Linked DNA regions of Homo sapiens: region 1 is linked to region 2. Evidence: chromatin loops called from intact Hi-C (ENCODE). Cell type or tissue: dorsolateral prefrontal cortex. All regions are shown on one strand. Each heading gives the region's core, and the rest is flanking DNA. Links, peaks and the distances in the headings are about the cores only.

Evidence for each region. Peaks named below come from ENCODE experiments on the same cell type or tissue, not always from the same donor. Only the 100,000 strongest peaks of a DNase experiment are listed, where the experiment ranks them.
Region 1: it touches region 2 in a loop (2.6-fold over the local background); 13 of 110 quality-filtered maps call a loop at or near these places.

The regions. Positions count from the first base shown.
Region 1 is chr12:124,569,557-124,579,873 of GRCh38, forward strand. No RefSeq gene overlaps it. Among named protein-coding and RNA genes, the nearest start is that of NCOR2, 7.1 kb to the left of the region's middle. RefSeq lists an enhancer at 1-369. In dorsolateral prefrontal cortex, for the core only: no CTCF peak of the experiment used is centred there; no DNase peak of the experiment used is centred there.
Region 2 is chr12:124,040,736-124,051,052 of GRCh38, forward strand. The region is part of intron 2 of ZNF664-RFLNA (ZNF664-RFLNA readthrough); the gene reads left to right. Among named protein-coding and RNA genes, the nearest start is that of ZNF664-RFLNA, 73 kb to the left of the region's middle. In dorsolateral prefrontal cortex, for the core only: no CTCF peak of the experiment used is centred there; a DNase peak (open chromatin) is centred at 5,196; H3K27ac peaks cover 1,750 bases.

The sequences.
Region 1 (10,317 bases), core at 4,486-6,985, 530 kb after region 2:
AGACTGAGGCCAGGAGAAGGGCAGCGTTTATCCCGAAAGGGATTGGCCCTTTCCCGTCTGCTCCTGTTTCCTGGCTGAATTGGGTTATTAATCTCACCCTCACAGACGGCGGGGAGTAACACCAGCACTGAGTGAGCACTTACCCTGGGGGAAGCAAGGGGCCTGGTCCCAAGTAGGGAAACAGGCCTGGAGAGATGAAGAACCCGACTTGCCAGCCTCCAGCAGCAGCCCGTGATTCCAAATGAGTGCTGGAAATCTGGACTCTGGGGAGGTCTCAGCTGAGCCCGCCCCTTCCCCCAATCGCAGACCGGCACCCTAGTTTGCTACTTTGTTTCTACTGGGCTCTGAGTGACAGTCCATGAGCAACTAATGGGAACAGTACCTTTAAAAAGCGGCCAAAGAACACTGCACACAAACAGCCTTCCCGGGGGGGCCCCCTGGACTGTGAGTTAGTAACAGTAACAGCTAAGAGCTTCCCAAACATCTCAATTGCCTTTGTGAGGGAAAGACTTTCAACATACCCATTTTACAGGAAGGGAGAGGGAGACTCAGTTGGGAAGTCACCAGGGACACTGGGAAGCATGTTGTATGTGTCCCAGGCCAGGCTGCAGCTGGCTGGAGCATGCTGTATATATATCCAGGGGGCTCCCGTCCAGTTGGCGCCAATTTCTGCCCCTTGGGCTTTGTCTCTACCATCTCCGGCCCAATCCTTCAACCATTCCTTCCTAAAGACTCCCTCCAATCCTTCAACCATTCCTTTCTAAGTACTTGGCAAAATAGTCCAGCTCATCCCCGCCTCAACACCTTTGCACTTGCTGTTCCGTCTGCCTGAGACTGTCATCTTCTATCTTCAGGTCCCAGCTCCTTAGAGAGTCCCTTGCAGCAGGGTGCAGTGGCTCATGCCTGTAATCTCAGCACTTTGGGAGGCCGAGGTGGGTGGATCACCTGAGGTCGGGAGTTCGAGACCAGCTTGACCAAAATGGAGAAACCCTGTCTCTACCAAAAATACAAAATCAGCCAGGTGTGGTGGCACATGCCTGTAATCCCAGCTACTCGGGAGGCTGAGGCAGGAGAATCGCTTGAACCCAGGAGGCAGAGGTTGCAGTGAGCTGAGATCATGCCATTGCACTCCAGCCTGGGCAAAAAGAGCGAAACTCTGTCTCAAAAAATAAATAAATAAAGAGAGAGAGTCCCTCACTGACCCTGTATCTGAAGAAACCGCCAAGGCCCTCACTAACTCAACATCCTATTCATTTTTGTCACCATTTATCACCACCTGAAACTATCCTGGGCATTTGTCACTGATATATATTGTCTTTGGTCACCAGAATGTCAGTTCCATGAGAGCAAAGACCTTTCTGGCCAGCTCACTGCTGTATCCTCAGCACATAGTGGGCACTCAATTCAAATGTGTTGCGACTGAATTAACACATGAATGAATGAATGCACCAACAGAGGGGGAAGGAGGCAGGTGTTGACCCTGGAAAAATCTAGAAACAAGTGGGAATGGCTGATCCTGTATCTGTGTTTTCCAGCACTTGCTCCTTGGGCATATTTTAGGATGAAGCCTTTACCTTTCCACTGGTCCCAACCTCTGGGTAGATGGGACTCCCAGGAGCTTGAGGTTGCAGTGAGCTGTGATCACACCATTGCACTCCAGCCTGGATGACAGAGCAAGACCCTGTCTCTAAAATATGTTTTATTTGGGCCAGGCGCAGTGGCTCATGGTGTAATCCCAGCACTTTGGGAGGCCAAGGCGGGCAAATCACCTGAGGTCAGGAGTTGGAGACCAGCCTGGCCAACATGGTAAAACCCCATCTCTACTAAAAATACAAAAATTAGCCGGGTGTGGTGATGCATGCCTGTAATCCCAGCTACTCCGGAGGCTGAGGCAGGAGAATTGCTTGAACCCTGGAGGCGGAGGTTGCGGTGAGCCAAGATCATGCCTCTGCACTCCAGCCTGGGCAACAGAGTGAGACTCCATCAAAAAAAACAAAAAAAAAAAAGTTTTATTTGTTAGCCTGACACCCAAGTGATGCCCATTCAGGCTAATCAAGTTCACATGGTCAACCATGGTATCAGATCAAATTCCAGCCACTCCTGGAAAAAATTCCCCACCTTCAAGGTGGGCCTGGAGGAACAAGGCATCTATAGGGTGAGGACTCATGCTGGGGGACATGGTGCCCTGAGCAGCTTTGACCCTGGCTACCCCAGGAGCCCTGGACTAGCCACTGGATCGCACCCAAGGGGCCTATGTCACACTATCTATCAGTAACAACCCAATAGACACCCAAGTGAGCATCCCTGGAGCCAAGCCTCACACGCACACCTAGAACTGTGTCTGTGTAGAAAAAGCTTATCTATGTTTTTCTTACTTTTGATGTGCTTTGAAGCAGAAGTTGCAAACTAGGCGGATCACCTGAGGTCAGGAGTTCGAGCCCAGCCTGGCCAACATGGTGAAAACTTGCCTCTACTGAAAATACAAAAATTACCCGGGCATGGTGGTGCATGCCTGAATTCCAGCTACTCAGGAGGCTAAGGCAGGAGAATGGCTTGAACCCAGGAGGCGGAGCTTGTGGTGAGCCGAGATCATGCTACTGCACTCCAGCCTGGGCGACAGAGTGAGACTCCATCTCAAAAAAAGAAAAAAAGAAAAGCCCACAGGGCCTGGCAGAACAGCCAGCCCAGAACTGGAGGAGAGGGTGAGATATGCCCGGGCAGGGCCCTCGGCACACCCTGCACCTGTCCCAAGGCGTTTTTATATTATTTTTTAGAGATAGGGTCTCGCTCTGTCACCCAGGCTGGAGTGCAACGGTGTGATCACAGTTCACTGCAACCTTGAGCTCCTGGGCTCAAGTGATCCTCCTGCCTTGGCCTCCCAAAGTGTTGGGATTAGGCTCTGCCACCCTTCTTTAAAACACAAGAGCCACGGCCGGGCACAGTGGCTCACGCCTGTAATCCCAGCACTTTGGGAGGCCGAGGCGGGCGGATCACGAGGTCAGGAGATCGAGACCATCCTGGCTAACATGGTGAAACCCCGTCTCTACTAAAAATACAAAAAATTAGCCGGGCGTGGTGGCGGGTGCCTGTAGTCCCAGCTACTCAGGAGGCTGAGGCAGGAGAATGGCGTGAACCCGGGAGGTGGAGCTTGCAGTTAGCTGAGATCGCGCCACTGCACTCCAGCCTGGGCGACAGAGCGAGACTCCATCTCAAAAAAAAAAAAAAAAACAACACAAGAGCTACCAAACCAAATACTAAATGCCTCTGCAGGGAAGAGGGTGGACGATCACTTGGAGCAGGCCTGTTTGTGACCCCTGCAAAGCGTTAGTTCCCCAAACCAGTTTTCCACTCAGCTGTGGGTGATTCCCACCCAACATGGAAGGATCAGTAGGGGTGGGGAGTCAGAACCTTCCTCAATGGTAAAGGGACCCTCTTCCAAAAATGTAGGCAGCAAGGTGCACTGAAGGCCCTGACTTCACCACAATGCAATACATCAATGGAGCAAAATTGCACATTGTTGACGCTGCCACCTCAAGAGCCCTGGGCTGGCTGTCACAGAGCACAGGCAAGGGGCCTGTGTTACACTGTCAGCGACAACCCAAAAGACACCCAGATGAAGAGCGTGCCTGGGGCCAAGCTATGCAGGAGGAGGAGAAGCCTGGTTTCAGTGACGGCATCACAGTTTTTTGTTTTTTTGCTTTTTGTTTTTTGTTTTTGAAATGGAGTCTCACTCTGTCACCCAGGCTGGAGTGCAGTGGCACAATCTCGGCTCACTGCAACCTCTGCCTCCCGGGTTCAAGCGATTCCTCTGCCTCAGCCTCCCCGGTAGCTGGGACTACAGGCCCGTGCCACCACACCTGGCTAATTTTTGTATTTTTAGTAGAGATGGGGTTTCACTATGTTGGCCAGGCTGGTCTCAAACTCCTGACCTCAGGTGATCCACCCACCTCGGCTTCCCAAAGTGCTGAGATTACAGGCATGAGCCACAGTGTCTGGCCCACAGTTTTATTCAATATGTAGTTATTAAGCACCTACTGTTGCTGGGCATGGTGGGATTAAGCAGTGAAGGAGACCACCCTTTGTAGCCACAGGTAGTTGGCACTCGAAAAAGTAAGTTATCATCAACCTCATGTGCTAAGCAAGGACCCTCCCTGGACATAAGGAATCGGGCCTTGAAGTCAGCCCTTTAAAGGCTAAGAAAACAAGAAAAACACCCTGGCATTCAAAGCAAAGTGAACGTTCAGAACATGGGGGATTGGCGGGGGACAGGGTCTCTTGGCCCTCATCCTTTCTGCACAGAGGCCCTTCTGATCTCACAGTCCTGCAGAAACCTCACTGAGGATGTCGCTCAGAGTCCCCAGCCAGCCCCCACTTACCCTTGCTGCAAGAAACTGCAATGTCACCCCCGGCTTCCTCTGCTCCTTCAGTTAAGACACTGTTTACATTTCAGAAAGAATGGAGCTGGGAACAAACTCAGGCCCCCCTCTGATAGGCCCGATGATCTCTGAAGATCAACAGCTCGCTTTCTCCCAGGGGTTCCCCCTCATTTCTGGGGTGTTGTCCCACCAGGGCATCTGCTTGAGTCTTTGCTCTCAGGCACCATGGGTGGGAGCACAGGAGGGCCCCATCAAGGGGAGCGATCCAGCGAGGATGACATGGTCCCTGCAGTCTTGCTCTCCTGAATGGCGGTGGTGGGGCTGGCTAGGTGGATCCTGCCATCTCTCCAATGGGACAGCCCGCAGCTGTGAACAAGCCTGAGAATAAGCTGTACCTTCTGTTCCCGTGGGGGCAGACCTCCCAGATACATTGTTTAGCGCAAAAGCACGTGCAGTGCTGGGTGTGCAGTGTGGTACCTTTTGTGCAGAAAAGCGGGGAGGGGTAAGTGTGCTTAGGCTGCCGGGCTATGCATGATACTTTTTGGCATATATTAATGGGGTACAAGTGCAATGTTGCTACATTGTTATATTGCACTGTGGTGAAGGCAAAGTGTTAGGATGCACCCATCATGGGAGCCATGCGCCTTATGTCCACCAAGCAACCTCCCGCCATCTAACCCCCTCCCATGTCCCCACGCCTCTCGGTCTCCAATTCCATCATTCCACACTCTGCTTCCATGTGTACACATTATTTAGCTCCCACTTGTAAGTGAAAACATGCAGTATTTGCTTTTTTTTTTTTTTTTTTTTTTTTGAGACAGAATCTCGCTCTGTCACTCAGGCTGGAAGTTCAGTGGCGTGATCTTGGCTCACTGCAACCTCCACCTCCCAGGTTCAAGTGATTCTCCCGCCTCAGCCTCCCAAGTAGCTGGGACACCACCATGCCCAGCTAATTTTTGTATTTTTAGTAGAGACGGGTTTCACCATGTTGGCCAGGCTGGTCTCGAACTCCTGGCCTCAACCAATCTGCCCGCCTTGGCCTCCGAAAGTGCCTGGGATTCCAGGCATGGCCCACTGCGCCCGGCCAGTATTTGTCTTTCTGTGTCTGAGTCGTTTCGCTTAGGATAATGGACTCCAGTTCTATCCACATTGCTGCAAAAGACAGGATTTCATTCTTTCTTATAACTAAATAGTGATCCATGGTGTATAGGTACCACACTTTCTTTATTCAATCCTTCATTGATGGACACTTAGATTGATTCCATATCTTATATGCATGAAGACTTCTGCAAGGAGATTAATTCAGGCGTGCCCACTGTGTGCGAGGCACCACACTAGGTGTGTGAGATATAGCAGTGAATGAGATAGGCAGTCTCTGCCTCCGTGGAGCTGACATTCTAAAGAGAGGGATGCATAATTAAAACTCAATAAATATATCATTCCCTGGATGAGAAGGTGGTAAGTGCTCTGCAAGAAATAAATCCAGAAAGGAAGGCCAGGCACTGTGACTCACTCCTGGAATCCCAGCACCTTGGGAGGCCAAGGTGGGTGGATCACCTGAGGTCAGGAGTTCGAGACCAGCCCGGCCAACATGGTGAAACCACCTCTCTACCAAAAATACAAAAATTAGCTGGGCATGGTAGTAGGTGCCTGAAATCCCAGCTACTTGGGAGGCTGAGGAAGGTGAATCGCTTGAACCCGGGAGGCAGAGGTTGCAGTGAGCCACGATCGCATCACTGCACTCCAGCCTGGGTGACAGAGCGAGACTCAGTCTCAAAAAGATAATGAATAAATCAGGAAAGGAAGGTAGTGTGCACAGGTGTGGGAGGTCAGGGAAGTATCTGGGAGAAAGCACAACAGGCAGAGGGAACCACCAGTGCAAAGGCCCTGGGGTGGGAATGTGCCTGGTGTATTCCTGGAACAGCAAAGAGCCCCGTGTGAGAACAGTGGATGGAGTGGGCAGTTCAGGGAGGGACATATGGCAGGAGCCAGGGAGAGGTTGGGGAGGACACAGGACAAATTGACAGCAGAGGTTGCCTCTGGGTGGGGGCTGGGGGAGGATGTGACAAGGGCAGGTGCAGGGGACGCCCTGGGAAATGGGGGTTGAGGCAGAGGGTCACTTGCTCTGACCATGTCTGTGTGAAATGTTTACAGATGGAAAATGCTTTCTTGCTTTGTTTTTCAGCTTGGATATCTGGTTTTGGACATCCCTGCGTGCACTTCTGGAGTCTTTCGAGATTCAAGGAGGTCTCCTTTCCAGCATCTTTGCCCCACATTTTCTCCTTCTCAGCCTCCCTGAGAATGTTAGGAATTAGCCCCTGGGTGGCCTCACCCTCTGCTTGGGCCTGGAAAGCCAACCCCTGCCCCTTCCCTTCTTCCCAGGGCACAGACACGCACAGACACACACACAGATGGTGAAAGAGCCTGCACTGCAGTGGTGACTGTTGCTGCATCCAACTCTAAAGCAGCCCTGGCCCAAACCGCCCCGCTCAGACCTGGACCAAGGGGAGATCAGACCCCAAAGGCCTGTCCAGAGTGGGTGCGACCTGCGGTCTTAGAACTGAGCTTGTTTGTCCCTCCTGGGTTCCCTCTGGCTTCTGCCTGTCCGAGCCAGTCATACTGGATCTCTCATTTTAAAAATGAATGCTGCTGGTCCCCCTGGCTCAGAAGGGTCCTCCAGGCCTCTCTGGTGCCTGCCAGAATTATTGTAAGCCCAGCATTGCACGTGAAAAGTTGACAGGGCTCTAAAATCCCAGGGGGAAGGTCCCTCTAGCAAGTTAAAGTGGAAAGGATCCACAGATTCGAATCCGACAGATCTGGGTTCACCTCCAAACTCGGCTATCTCATTGAATCACTCAACAAACACGTTTTCTGTTGGTCCTGGGGTCCCACAGTGAACAAGACTCAACACGGAGGCAGCTCTCTGGAGGGCAGAGTGGGAGACACCTGGCTGGGCCTGCTGCATGTGTCTCCCACTCTTCCTGGTCCGTCTTCCTGAACAGCAGAAGCCAACGACCATGTTTCCAGGATCCCTTGCAGCTAGGGCTCTGTATGGATTCTGGGTCCAGCAACCCATTTATCACACTCAAATTCAGGACCAAGTCCATCGGGTGGAGAGAGGGTCTGCAGCAGCCACTGGGCCGAGTGGACTGCAGCAGGGGGTCAGACACTATGGGGACAGAGTCTCATTTGGAAGGTGGCTTCCCACCTGGGCTGGGGCAGCAGCTCCCTGGTAGCCCAGGCCTGTGACATCGCTGAGCATCCTGCCAGGAGGCTCCACCTCAACTGCTCAGGCCCTGTAGCACCCTGCGGGAAGCCCTCCAAACACCCAGGGCAGATCCTCTTCCCTGCAAGATTGAGGGAGTCACGAATCACACAAGCAAAGGAAGGAAGCATCATCAAGGCTGGTGAAGGGGGCCCAAAAGGATAGGGGCCAGGAGTGCTGCAGAGCACGGGGAGGACAGGTTTGAGATTAGGTGATCCTGGAGGGTCTCCCTGAGGAGGTGACATTTAAGACGGCGGCGGCCGGGGGTGAGGGAACAGCATTCTAGGTGGGAGAAACAGCAGATGCAAAGGCCACACCATGGGAAGTGACTCGATGTGTCTGAAGAATGGATAGAACACCGGTGTGGCTGGAGCGTGAGGAGGGGCAAGTCACTTGATCTCTTTGAGCCTCAGTTTTCCTCATCTGTAAAATGGGGCTGGACTCCCTCCCTGGCTGAAAGCACAAGAAATCAAATTAATATGTAATGGCATGCTGTTGTTTCAGGTGGTGTTGAGAGGAGAGTAAAGCACAGGGTGGCTGGGGAAGGCCTCTTGGGGGAGGTGACAATGGGGCACAGACATGAATGAAAGACAGTGCCAGCCACGAGGATGTCCACAGAAAGGACATTTGGGGCAGGGGGCGTGGCAAGTGCAAAGGCCCTCAGGTAGGATGCACGAGCTCGGCAAACACGCATGTCCTCGCAAGCCACAACACGGAGCCCACCCTTCCCCTACAAGCAATGGGAGACCCTGATGGGTTTCAGCAGGACTGTGGTCAGGTCTGGGCGTGTTTAGAATGGGGATCCCTGAGAGGCAGGGAGGCCGGGTGGGAGGTCTCATGGCAATGAGAAATAACGAGTGCCAAGACAGGGGCAGTGCAGGGGGTGGAGGAAATGGGCGCTGTGGAGGGTCAGCAGGTGAGATGTAGGGAATCCAGTGCCCCAGGCCTCAGGAGGAGAGGCCTGCAGGGGCGGGGCCGAGACAAGCCTGGGCAGGGAGAAGGGAAGGGAGCCCGTCTGTGCCTGTAGCCTGGGCAGGGAGAAGGGAAGGGAGCCCGTCTGTGCCTGGAAACCAATTTGCTCTGGCAGCGCTGTGGAAGAAAAATTCCACGCATGTCCCCGCGAGCCCTTCGAAGCTCTTCGTGGAAAGGCACACACTGCAGTCTTGGAGTGCATCCTGCTCTTAGGGCCTCTGGGGGCCAAGTCAAGCCGATGAAGGGTGTGCGATGTGGGTGGATCAGGCCTGGGAGGCTCCAGCGCGGCCTCTCCAAAGCCACCCATCCCATGATCTTTCCTACCTTCCCCATACCTCAGTTTCCTTTCTGTTATATGGGTGTCCTGTGAGCCCCTTCCTCACGGGGTGGCCGTTAGAATTAAATGGGATCCTGGGTGTAAAGCCTTAGCACAGTGCCAGGCCATATAGATGTCAGCCACAAGGGGAGGTGTGGGCGTGGGCCAGGAGAAACCCGGGAAGACTTCCTGGCAAAGGCAGAACTGGTGCTGAGACTGGCTAATCACTGCAAAGGCTGCCTGGGCTATTCCAACCTGCCCAGTTCATGCTCAGACTTCTGGAATCTGCAAGAACCTTTGGAAGGAGACACGATTATCAGCCCCATGGTATTACTCTCCTGTCGCTGCTGTAATGAATTAAGCCAAACGTGGTGGCTGAAAACAGTACAGATTCATTACCTTACAGTTCTGGAAGTCAGCAGTCTGAAGTGGCTCCTGGAGAGATGGAATCAAGGTGCCAGCAGGGCTGTGTTCCTCTTGGAGGATCTGAGGGAGAATCTATTTCCTCACCTTTTCCAGCTGCCAGAGGCTGGTGGCCTCGCCTCACTCCAATCTCTTCTTCCATCGCTGCATCTCCTCCCCAACTCTGACCTCCTGACTCCCTCTCACAAGGAAGCTTGTGATTACACTGGGCCCACCCGGATAATCCAGGATCATCTCCCATCTCAAAATCCTTTACTTAATCACCTCTGCAAAGCCCCTTTGCCATGTAAGGTAGCAGATTCACAGATTCTAGAAATTAGGATGGGGACATCTCTGGAGCTATTATTCCACCCAGCAGATCCGTCTCATGCATAAGAAAAACAAAGGTGAGAAGCCAGAGGGAAAGCTTGAGATCACCTGACTCAAGAGGGGAGCGTTGGCTTCGAACCCAGTCTGTCCAACTTCAAAGCCTGCAGTTGCCGTCATTTCAGGATTCCCGCTTTTCCCATGCGTATTGTCTGAACCTGCATTTGGGGGCTCCAGCCACTGCCTCATCAGTTCATCTTAATTGAGCACCTATTATGTACCAGGTAATGTTCCAGGCACCAGGGATACAGTGGTCACCAAGCCAGGAGAACTTCCCTGTCTGCACAACGCTCATAGTCACTCAATCACATCCATTATGAGGCAAGTCACAGAAACCTCAGCTCAAATCAACGTAAGCAATGAGGTCATTTATCATTTCACATAGCAAGAAATTAGGAGGAAGGGTGGTTCTGGGTTTGGTTAGATTGAGTGCCATTGTCAGGGATCTCCCGGTTCTTTCCATCTTTCTGGTTTCCTCCCCTCAGATTGGTTCTCATCCCAAATTTCCTCATGACCACAAAATAGCTGCCACTGCTCCAGCTAATATATCCAGGCACAACATTCAGTGCAGGAAGAACAAGAGCCCTTTCCCCAAAGCC
Region 2 (10,317 bases), core at 4,023-6,522:
ATAAATGTTTAATATATACCCAATTATTAAAAACACTTTAATGCATAGCATCAAAGTCAAAATAGATGATACATATTGTAAATTCCATGTTGCAGAAATTCTAACCTTGATTTTGAGAAGTAAAGCTTACTTCTTACAGCTAAGTAAACCCCCAGAGATAAGTGCAGTTTTCACAATAGTCATTAACTACCCATCACCTGTCATTGCAACATTGATGAATTACTGGTGATGATCACTGCTTGAGTGTTCACAGGCATGTAACGATTATGTCCAGTTGAGAGTCAGAAAAAAGCTCCGGGGCCTTTTGTATGCATAGATAATGTATTCTGAATTATTTGGATGAGGCTTTATACCAGTCAGGGATTTTGCTTGCAAACAGTAGAAATTAACTGGCTAACTTGAGCAGAATAGGACCTTTCTAGAAGGATATTGGGCAGCGTTTGGAATGGAGAATCAGGTTTTATTTTATCATTTTTTTTCTATTTGTTTTTGAGATGGAGTCTCGCTCTGTCACCCATGCTGGCATGCAGTGGCATGATCTCGGCTCACTGCAACCTCTGCCTCCTGCGTTCAAGAGATTCTCCTGCCTCAGCCTCCCAAATAGCTGCAATTACAGGCGCCCACCACCATGCCCAGCTAATTTTTTTGTATTTTTAGTAGAGACGGGGTTTCACCATGTTGGCCAGGCTGGTCTCAAACTCCTGGCCTCAAGTGATCTGCCTCCTTTGGCCTCCCAAAGTGCCGGGATTACAGGTGTGAGCCACTGCGCCCGACTGAGAGTCAGGCTTGTAAAACCGGTAAGACCAAGAGCAGCTAGGCAGGTCAAGGGTCACAGGTACAGGCTGATGTGGACGCCGCCATAAGTCCTGCCATTATCAGACATTGGCCACTGCCCTGGGCAATCTGTCCTGGTCTCTGGGGCCCTGCAGCCTCTGACACTTGCTGTCCTGATGGGCCTTTGGTGCTGTCCTGCTGCTGGGAAACTCCCCATCACTGGATCTCTGTGTCACAGCCTCAAGGGTCAGGTCCTTAGTGTGGGCATCTGTGTTAGCGCCCTGTAGTTGCCATATCAAAGCCCACGTGCCAGGTGTCTTATAATAGCAGAAGTTCACCCTCACAATTCTGGAGGCCAGAAGGCCACAGGGGCACGTACCCACTGAGGCCCTAGGGAGGAATGTGTTTTGTGCCTCTCAGCTTCCGGGGGCCGCGGCAACCCTCAGCTTCAGTGGGCTTGTGGATGTTTCACTCCTATCTCTGCCTCCATCTCCATGTGGCCATCTTCCTTCTGCGTGTGTCTCTGTGTCCAGATTTCCCTCTTCTTAGAAGGACACCAGTCATACTGGATTTAGGGCACACCCTAATCCAGTATGACCTCATCTGAACTTGATTACATCTGCAAAGTCCTTCTTGCAGATAAGGTCACATTCACAGGTACCAGGTTCCAGGCTGAGGCCACATGCCTACGCCACAGCTCCCGGGGCTGGGTTATCTGTACCTCAGCCTTCGTTGGCCGTAGCGGGTGGTGGGTCCCTGCCTCACAGCAAGCCCCACGGAATGGGGGGTTCCCCCAGATAGGAGGGATGCTTGACATTCATAAAAGAGGCTTTCCCCAACTATACGGCTTCTTGCAGCAATGAGATTACACCATTTCCATCAGCACACCAGTAAAATTGAACAATCACTAGGGAATATCTTTAATTCTTTCTTCTGCCTTTCTTTTTATTATCTTGTTTTAATCATGAATGATTGCGGAGAAATGTTGATCTGATGGACTCAAGTTGAATGGAGTCTTTCTCCCATGTGAGGACCGGAAGCCACCCACACAGATCTCTCTTCTATGGGAGGTGTTCTAGGGTCACCTTATTAATCCCAAATTCTGTCTTACCCTGAGTCGGAACTCTTTCAGCAGAAAACTGTATCTCTGTGGCGTTGAATATGAGGATAGGTTCCAGGAGCACCAGTAGACGGAATGTTTGCCCTGTCACAAGCATTTCTCCTGGCCTAGAGACTGGCAGGGGTTCCTGCATCCCTAAGCAGGGACCCCTGCACCAGGCGAAGGACGAGCCCCCTTCCAGCAACGCGGGATGAGCCAGGGCCTCTCCCCTACCCTGCTTGTCCTTCCTCTGCCCAGTACCCTGCGTGGCTGCTCAGGAGAGTGACGTGTGGAAGCCACTCGGGGTGAGCAGAGGGTCTCTTAGTGATGCTGTTTGTTTCCTGGGACGTGGGTCAGGGAGCCCCTACCCTGGTTGAGAACCACTGAGGTAGGCCGGGATTTTGGATTCCATCCCCAAATTAGAGGAACAGAGTGCATGCATGCCTTAGGCACTAGAGGTGCTTCCACTGGGCCCGTTTGCACAAGTCTGGCCTCTCCCTGTCTTTTGCTGCCACCTGTTTATCACTGGTCAAGAGAGGCCACCGAGGCCGGGCACAGTGGCTCATGCCTGTAATCTCAGCACTTTGGGAAGCCAAGGTAGGCAGATCACCTGAGGTCAGGAGTTCGAGACCAGCCTGGGCAACATGGCAAAACCCCGTCTCTACTAAAAATACAAAAAATAGCTGGGTGTGGCAGCAGGAACCTGTAATCCCAGGTACTTGGGACGCGGAGGCAGGAGAATCACTTGAACTTGGGAGGCGGAGCTTGCAGTGAGCCGAGATTGCGCCACTGCACTCCAGCCTGGGCAACAGAGTGAGACTCCATCTCAAAAAAAAAAAAAAAAGAGGAAAAAGAGAGGCCACCAAATGCACGATGGAGCTGCTAGGGATGACAGCACCGCACCAGAAGCAGAAGCCCCAGACTTCCCAAGGAGAAGACAAAGGAACAGCTCTCCTGTGTTCCTTCATATTTTTATTGTAGGTACCTCAGCTCCTTAATGAAACTTAAGTATTAGGAGAAGAGCAAAATTAACTCAACAAATATTTAAAGCCAGGCCCTGCTGTGAGAAGAGAAATGAACTTTTCTTTGGAAACAAAAATCTCTGCTGTCGCGGGGTCTGTCCTCTGGCAATGATGAGCTTGGTGCTGGATATAACATCATAAAATTATCGTGACCGCTGCTCTGGGGGAAGCTGCTGTCAAATGATTCAGCTCTCCTCCCAAGCTTTAGATCTCTGTGTTTCCTTTCGGTCTCCTCTCCTTAGCTTCACACCTTACAGTCTCAGAGAGCAGGGGACACAGCACCTCAGAAAGCCACGTGGCTGCACTCTGGATCATGCTGGCCTTAGCACTGTTAAGATACTGTGAGACTTGGGCAACCCCTGAGGTGTCCAAGCGCTGGCTTCTGTTCATAATCCCTGGGACTCAATGGTTGTGTCTGGGCTTCAGTTTGAAGCCCAGACCCTATGCAGCTCTTCCTGTGTCCTCCTGAAGAGGGTTGCGCTTTGGGGATTTTCAACGTGCAGACAAAGGAAATGGTTGCAGCTCAATATTGCACACGCTGTGGCAAAGTATCCATTTCTCCCCTTTCGGCATCCAAAAGGTCTTGCCTCCTGGTGGCTGCTTTGCTGTAGGGTTGAGGGAAGGATGAGAAGAGCTGCGTGTTGTGACAGTTGCTATGCGTCTTTGGGAGTTTCTGTGGTAAAAACTGGAGTTATGTGGTTTAGGTGCTGGATCTAAGACTTTAACCAGGGGATGAAAAGGCTAGGTGAGTGCCCTGAATTGCGGGATCGCTTTCTGACCCTGCAGCCCATGAGGCCCAAGGAATAATCAGCTGCTGCTGGACAGAGGGGAGCCAGCACCTCTTCAGGCAAGCGGGGAGTGGTCCATGAAGCTGCATGTGGCCGGGCGCCATGGCTCACTCCTGTAATCTCAGCACTTTGGGAGGCCAAGGTGGGCAGATCACTTGAGGTCAGGAGTTCTAGACCAGCCTGGCCAATATGGTGAAACCCCGTCTTTACTAAAAATACAAAAATTAGCTGGCCATGATGGCGCGCACCTGTAATCCCAGCTACTCGAGAGACTGAGGCAGGAAAATCACTTGAACCCGGGAGGTGGAGGTTGCAGTGAACCGAGATCGCGCCACTGCACTCCAGCCTGGGTGACAGAGGGAGACTCCATCTCAAAAAAAAAAAAAAAAAAAAAAAAAAGAAGAAGCAGCTGCATGCACAGGCGTGTTCCTTCCCAGAACAGAGTCTGCAGAGTCGGGTGACAGCAGTGCAGTCGGGGGCGAGCAGAGGGAGAACATGAGAGCGCCTGTTTATGTGTTTCGTGCCACATCATTGTGAAATTTTAATTTTTGGATCTATTTTTAGGGCATGTAACATATAATACAGCAGCCCATGCGACACACACACACACACACACACACTCACTCACACACACACACACAGGCATGCAGCAACTATAGAGGTGTATTGCTCGGATCTCCTTTTAAGAAGGAGCTTGCTCAGGCAGGAAGTGCGGTTATCTGGCAGCCTCCAGTCATTCAATGTGCCTCAGGCTCCCCCTCAGCTTCTGAGCAGGGGCAGCCCGGCCCGACACCAAGCACAGCAGGTGTCCTTGGGCCTGGCCATTTCTGCTCAATGCGGGATTCCTCCAGTGGGCAGTCTTTGCTCTGGAGCCTGGGTGGGGCCGGCGGTGGCTGCCCGATCTGCATGGCGTTGGAGGCTCGTCTGCCCACTCCTGTGCCTCTCTCTTATATCTTTTACAGGAGTCACCTGCAATTAACTTCAGCCTCCTAACTGCATCTCAGTGTCTGCTTCCTGCAGGACTCGACTATCACTGTGCTCATTTTTTTTTTCCTGGTAGGGATGCATGATTAAAAATATTTGAAGATCCTGTTGCAGAGGGTACCGTGGGACGCTTTGAGAGGGAAGGGAGGCTGCTGAGGAGAATTCCTGGCTCCTGCGGCCTCACTGATCTTCTATCATGTACCCGTGTAGTGAGAGAGGGACACATTCACTCCTGCTTTCTAGGTGGAAAAACTGGGAGCCCACAGATTCTGCTAACTTGGCATGTTATAGGCTGGGAGGCAGTGAGTGTGCCTTGGGATTCAGGCTTGAAGAGTTTATTGAACCCAAGACTAGGCTCATCTGTTTCCAAAATGGAAATGATGATGATGATATTTTGTAGACCAGGGTCCTAAAAGGAGGTCAGCAGGCAGAGGAAAAGGCCTCTCTTTGTTTTTTCATTTCCCACTGGCAATAGCTCTTTGCATGAGTGGCTGGGGTGGCGTGGGGGGTGGCAGTGCCACTGCACAAACCCAGTCTGTTCTGTTTGCAAACACGTCAGGGGCTGAGCAGGGAAGGACGCTATTTCACAAAGCTTTCCTGTGGGGCAGAGAGAAAAGCTGCCTGGAGAGAAGCTCTTTGAAATAAGTGTCCTCCCCAGCCCAGCCCCTGAATTTCTTTTCCTTTACATAAAATCTCTGCTCTTCAGTCTTCTTTAAAGAAGTTCATATGAGGCCAGTTAAAGTGTCAATAGGGCCAGGCTTCTCTTCTCTCTAGCACTTCCCCAGGCCTGGCAATACAGACCCTTTATGCAATTTCAAAACCTTCTGTGCTTTCAGAGCCCTTGACCTCATCTGTCTCATCTCTGACAGTGACAAACCTCCTCCTCTGAAGAGCCAGATGTCAGTGGAGCACCACTCCATGACCCTGGGACTCCGCTCTGTGTGGGTCTTCCCAGAAAACCATGTGAGCACTAATCCCTGATATCAGGCTGAGGCCCAAACACACTCCCCCGTCCAAGTTACCTTCCCAGCAACCATCCTCCTGTCTTCCTTGATGATACAGAGGCCAGATTTTGTTTGGGTGTCTGCATGTCCAGCCCTAGGATGAATCATGATTAAATCAGCAAGGCCATTCTGTTCCCTTTGATAGTGATTGGTCTTTGGGGTGGGCCTGTGATTCAGGTTTCACCTGTGAGACATGAGGACAAGTCTCATGAGAGCTTCTGGGAAAGATTTTCCTTCAGGACAGAAGGGGAGAAGAGCTCAATTTCTGTGAATTCAGCTACCACTCAAGTTCTAATGAATTCCCAAACTAGGTCAAGTCATATGAAATTGCTAATATTTGACTGTTTTTGACCTACAAAAATATGACAGTTTCATATAGTCCACCCTACTACATCTCTTTCCCAGGAGAAATAGAATAAAGAGAAAAAAGCAATTAAAGAGAATGCAAGAATGGTGAGCGTCAAATGTAAGGACCAATAGTGACCTAGAAGTAGAGAAATCAACAAATGGAACCAAAAAGGTATTCAGAGTTGGAAGAAATTTCCCTGGAAATGAAGGAATTGCTGAATTTCAGCTTAAGAGAGCATACTATGTTGCTGGAAATATTTAGAAAGTTTGATGGACACTAAAACTACTTGGTTTTAGTCAATGAGCTTTAGGTCAGTTAATAAGCTTTAGGATAAAGAAATAATTTTTCATGTATTTGAGCAGAAAAGGTAAGTAATATTTAGGAAGTATAAATAAGACTTTAGACGTTCCACATCAATATTCAGAGCAAGAAAACAGTGAGGCCATATCCATAAAATTCTGAGTAAAAGAATGTGCAACCAAGGCTTTTATACCCAGCCAAGTTGTCATATAAGCATCATGATGTGACTTAAGTCAAGGGTCTCCAACCCCTGGGTCATGGACTGGTACCTGTCTTTGGCCTGTTAGGAACCAAGCTGCACAGCAGGAGGTGAGCAGTGAGTGAAGCTTTATCTGTATTTACAGCTGCTCCCCATCACTCACATTACCACCTGAGCTCCACCTCCTGGCAGATCAGCAGCAGCATCAGATTCCCATAGGAATGCACACCCTATTGTGAACTGCACATGCGAGGGATATACGTTACATGCTCCTTATGAGAATCTAATGCCTGATGATCTGTCACTATCTCCCATCACATCACCCCGAGATGGGACCGTCTAGTTGCAGGAAAACAAACTCAGGGCTCCCACTGATTCTACATTATGGTGAGTTGTATAATTATTCCATTATATATTATAATGTAATAATAATAGAAAAAAAGTACACAATAAATGTAATGTTCTTGAGTCATCCTGGGATCATTCCCTGCCCCCATCTGCAGAAAAACTGTCTTCCACGAAACTGGTCCCTGGTGCCAAAAAGGTTGGGGACCACTGACTTAAGTTTTAAAAGGATAATTCTAGCTGGCACGTGGAGAGTAAATTAGGAGGAATGGATGCTCAATGGTTTCCCACATAATGCAGGATAAAACCCAAAGCATTTAGCAAGGTCTCTAAAGCCCTCCTTGACCAGGCCAACTACTATATTCTGACTCTGTCTTGTCACAACTCCCCCTCTCTCACTATGCTCCAGCCACTCTGGTATCTTTGTTGTTCCTTGAACACTCTTAGCACATTCCTACCTCAGTGACTTGCACTTGCTGTTCTGGAATGGTCTTTCTCCTAGCTGTCTGCATGGTTCCCACATTACGTTAGATCTCCAGTCAAACGTCACCTTATCTGTGAGACCTTCCCCACCACCCTGCCCTCTTTTTTCTCCAGAAGGCTTATCACTACCTAGTGTGTTTTGTATATTTGATGACATGTTCCGTTTATTGATTTCTCCTTGCATTTGAATGTAAAGGCAACAAGCTCTCATTTTCAAATATTGGAGGACTATAATGTTTATTAAGTTTTTTTTTGAAAAAGTTATTTGAAGATAAGACCGAGCTAATGCAGAGTTGAATGGAAAAGCTGTAGCAAAATAATTAATACAAAATCAGTGCAGGCAGCTGGGCATGGTTGCATGTGCCTGTTGTCCTAGCTACTTGGGAGGCTGAGGTGGAAGGATTACATGAGCCCAGGAGTTCAAGGTAGCAGTAAGCTATGATGGGACCACTGCACTCCAGCCTGGGTGACAGAGCGAGACCCTGTCTCAAAAAAAAAAAAAAAATCTGCGTAGGAACACAGTGGAGCAACATTTACAAAATTCCAGAGAGAAGAACTGACACCTAGAATTTTATACCCAGCCACATTGTCCTTATATTATAAAGGCAACAGAAACATATTCTCAAGCAGGAAATATTCCTCATGAAATAAAATGAACCAAAAAAAACCACACTATTAAGTTGGTCAATTCCTAAAACTCTACTTTCACTTTCTTATTCTTTGTTTAAATCCAAGTAAAATTAAGTATAATACTTTTTATTTAAAAATAGTGTGTTTAGTGTGATATCACTTTTATAAAACTTGGTCTATCTGCATGCCTGCCCATCTGCTCACCCATTATCTACCCACCCACACACCCACTGCCCATCTTCCATCTCTCTTATACAAGTAGCAAGATATTTAGAATAACATCCACCTAATGTTCATGAATGTTATTTAGGGGTAGTAGGAGTTGGAAATTTTTATCTTTTTTGTACTTTTCTGGATTTCTTGCGTTTTAATAATGGATGAGGTATCAATTTTATAAAAACAATAAAATAATTCTTCTGCCTCTCCTACCTCCCAGTAGGATCATTTCAGTCTCTTTGAGCACGATGTTCAGACTTCTTCCTTACCTGGCACTGCCAGGCTCCCGGGTCTCCTTCCATGCGCCCTCCCCACCCCACCTCCTGAGGCCCAGGCACCCCTCAACACACCCTGCTGTCCCTCATTCCTCTGCATGCTTTGCACATGTGGGGACTTCTGCTTGGGAAGGCCTTCCCCTAACCAGCCCCTTTACCTCCTCACCTGGCCAACCTCTACCCATCCTGCAGCCTCAGCCTGGGCCTCAGGTGACATAGTTCCCTGCATTGTGTTTTTGTAGAGATGGGGTTTTGTCATGTTACCCAGGCTGGTCTTGAATTCCTGGGCTCAAGCGATCCACCTGCCTTGGCCTCCCAAAGTACACAGTGAATGAGATGCATGGTTAAAGCAGGGTTAATCATGCCTTAACCATGCATCTTATTCACTGTGGTAGAATGTCAGCTCTGTGAGAGCCACATGCATCTTATTCACTGTGCCAGCCACTGACCTGGCACAGAGTCAATAGCTAATAAATTAACACAGGAGTAAGATAAGGAGGGGAAACAGGACAGACAGACTATAAATACTAACTGGCTGCCCAACCAGCTTCCAGCAAAAATTCCATCCTCTGTTGTTGTTCTTTTCATTCGTCTCTCTTAGAAAGGTAGGATGACTGGAAGATTCTCCTGAAAGGTACAGGTGAAGGTGAAATAGCAGATATGGGGCTCATGGCCTGTGACAATGACAACGATGGCATTGATAGCATCAGCTGCCTTTGGTCAAGCTCCTGCCATTAGCCAGCTGCTGGGCCATGCACCCTCCGTGTGCTCTTGATGAAGGTCCCTGGAATCCTAGGCTTCCAAGGCAGTATGAGGCAACCAGAGGTAAGAAGTGGGAATGGAAGAGCCGAGAAAAGGTGTGATTTCTGGACTGAGACAGGAAGGCCGCTCCTGGGGTCTCTGTGTGGTCGCTCTGCCTTCTGTTTCTCCTCCCCTGTGTCCCTGCCTCCCCTTCCCTGACCATCCATGCAAGCTCCCAGCAGGGCCTGCTCCTCCACGGGGAACTGCCTGATCAACCTTGCCTCACTTTGAGCACTCGTCAACGTTTTATTTCCAAAGAGCTATTGTATTAAGTTCAAAAATATATTTGCCATTTATGGATATATCAAATGTTACCATTCTCAAGTCATCAAGACTTTTTTTTTTTTTTTTTTTTTTTTTTTTGAGGCAGGATCTCACTCTGTTGCCAGGCTGGAGTGCAGTGGTGCAATCTCAGCTCGCTGCAACCTGTGCCTCCTGGGTTCAAGCGATTCTCCTGCTTCAGCCTCCTGAGTAGCTGGGACTACAGGCACACACCAGCATGCCCAGCTAATTTTTGTATGTTTGGTAGAAACGGAGTTTCACCGTGTTGGCCAGGATGGTCTCGATCTCTTGACTTCATGATCTGCCTGCCTGGCCTTCCAAAGTGCTGGGATTACAGGCGTGAGCCACTGTGACTTGCCCAACTGATGTTTGTTTTTGTCTCTCAAGGTGAATTAAGGTTCCTCAAAGACAGCAAATCTTCATGTTACTTAGTCTCTTCTCACAAAAGAAAACTCTCCCCATGAGTAAATGTTTGTTCACTGAATGAATAAGTAAAAACATTTGCAAGTATTATTTTGGGGCTTGGGAAAGTTATCCAGTTTTGAATTGACTTGGAGTCTAGAAGATTCCTGGACAAAATGGTTTTTCCCATTGTCACCATAAAATTGGATACGTGTATAAAAAGTGGGTGGTTCACTAACATTAAAAACATTTATTTTTGGGCTGGGCATGGCAGTTCATGCCTGTCATCCCAGCACTTTGAGAGGCCAAGGTGGGTGAATCACATGAGCCCAGGAGCTCAAGACCAGACTGGGCAACATGGCAA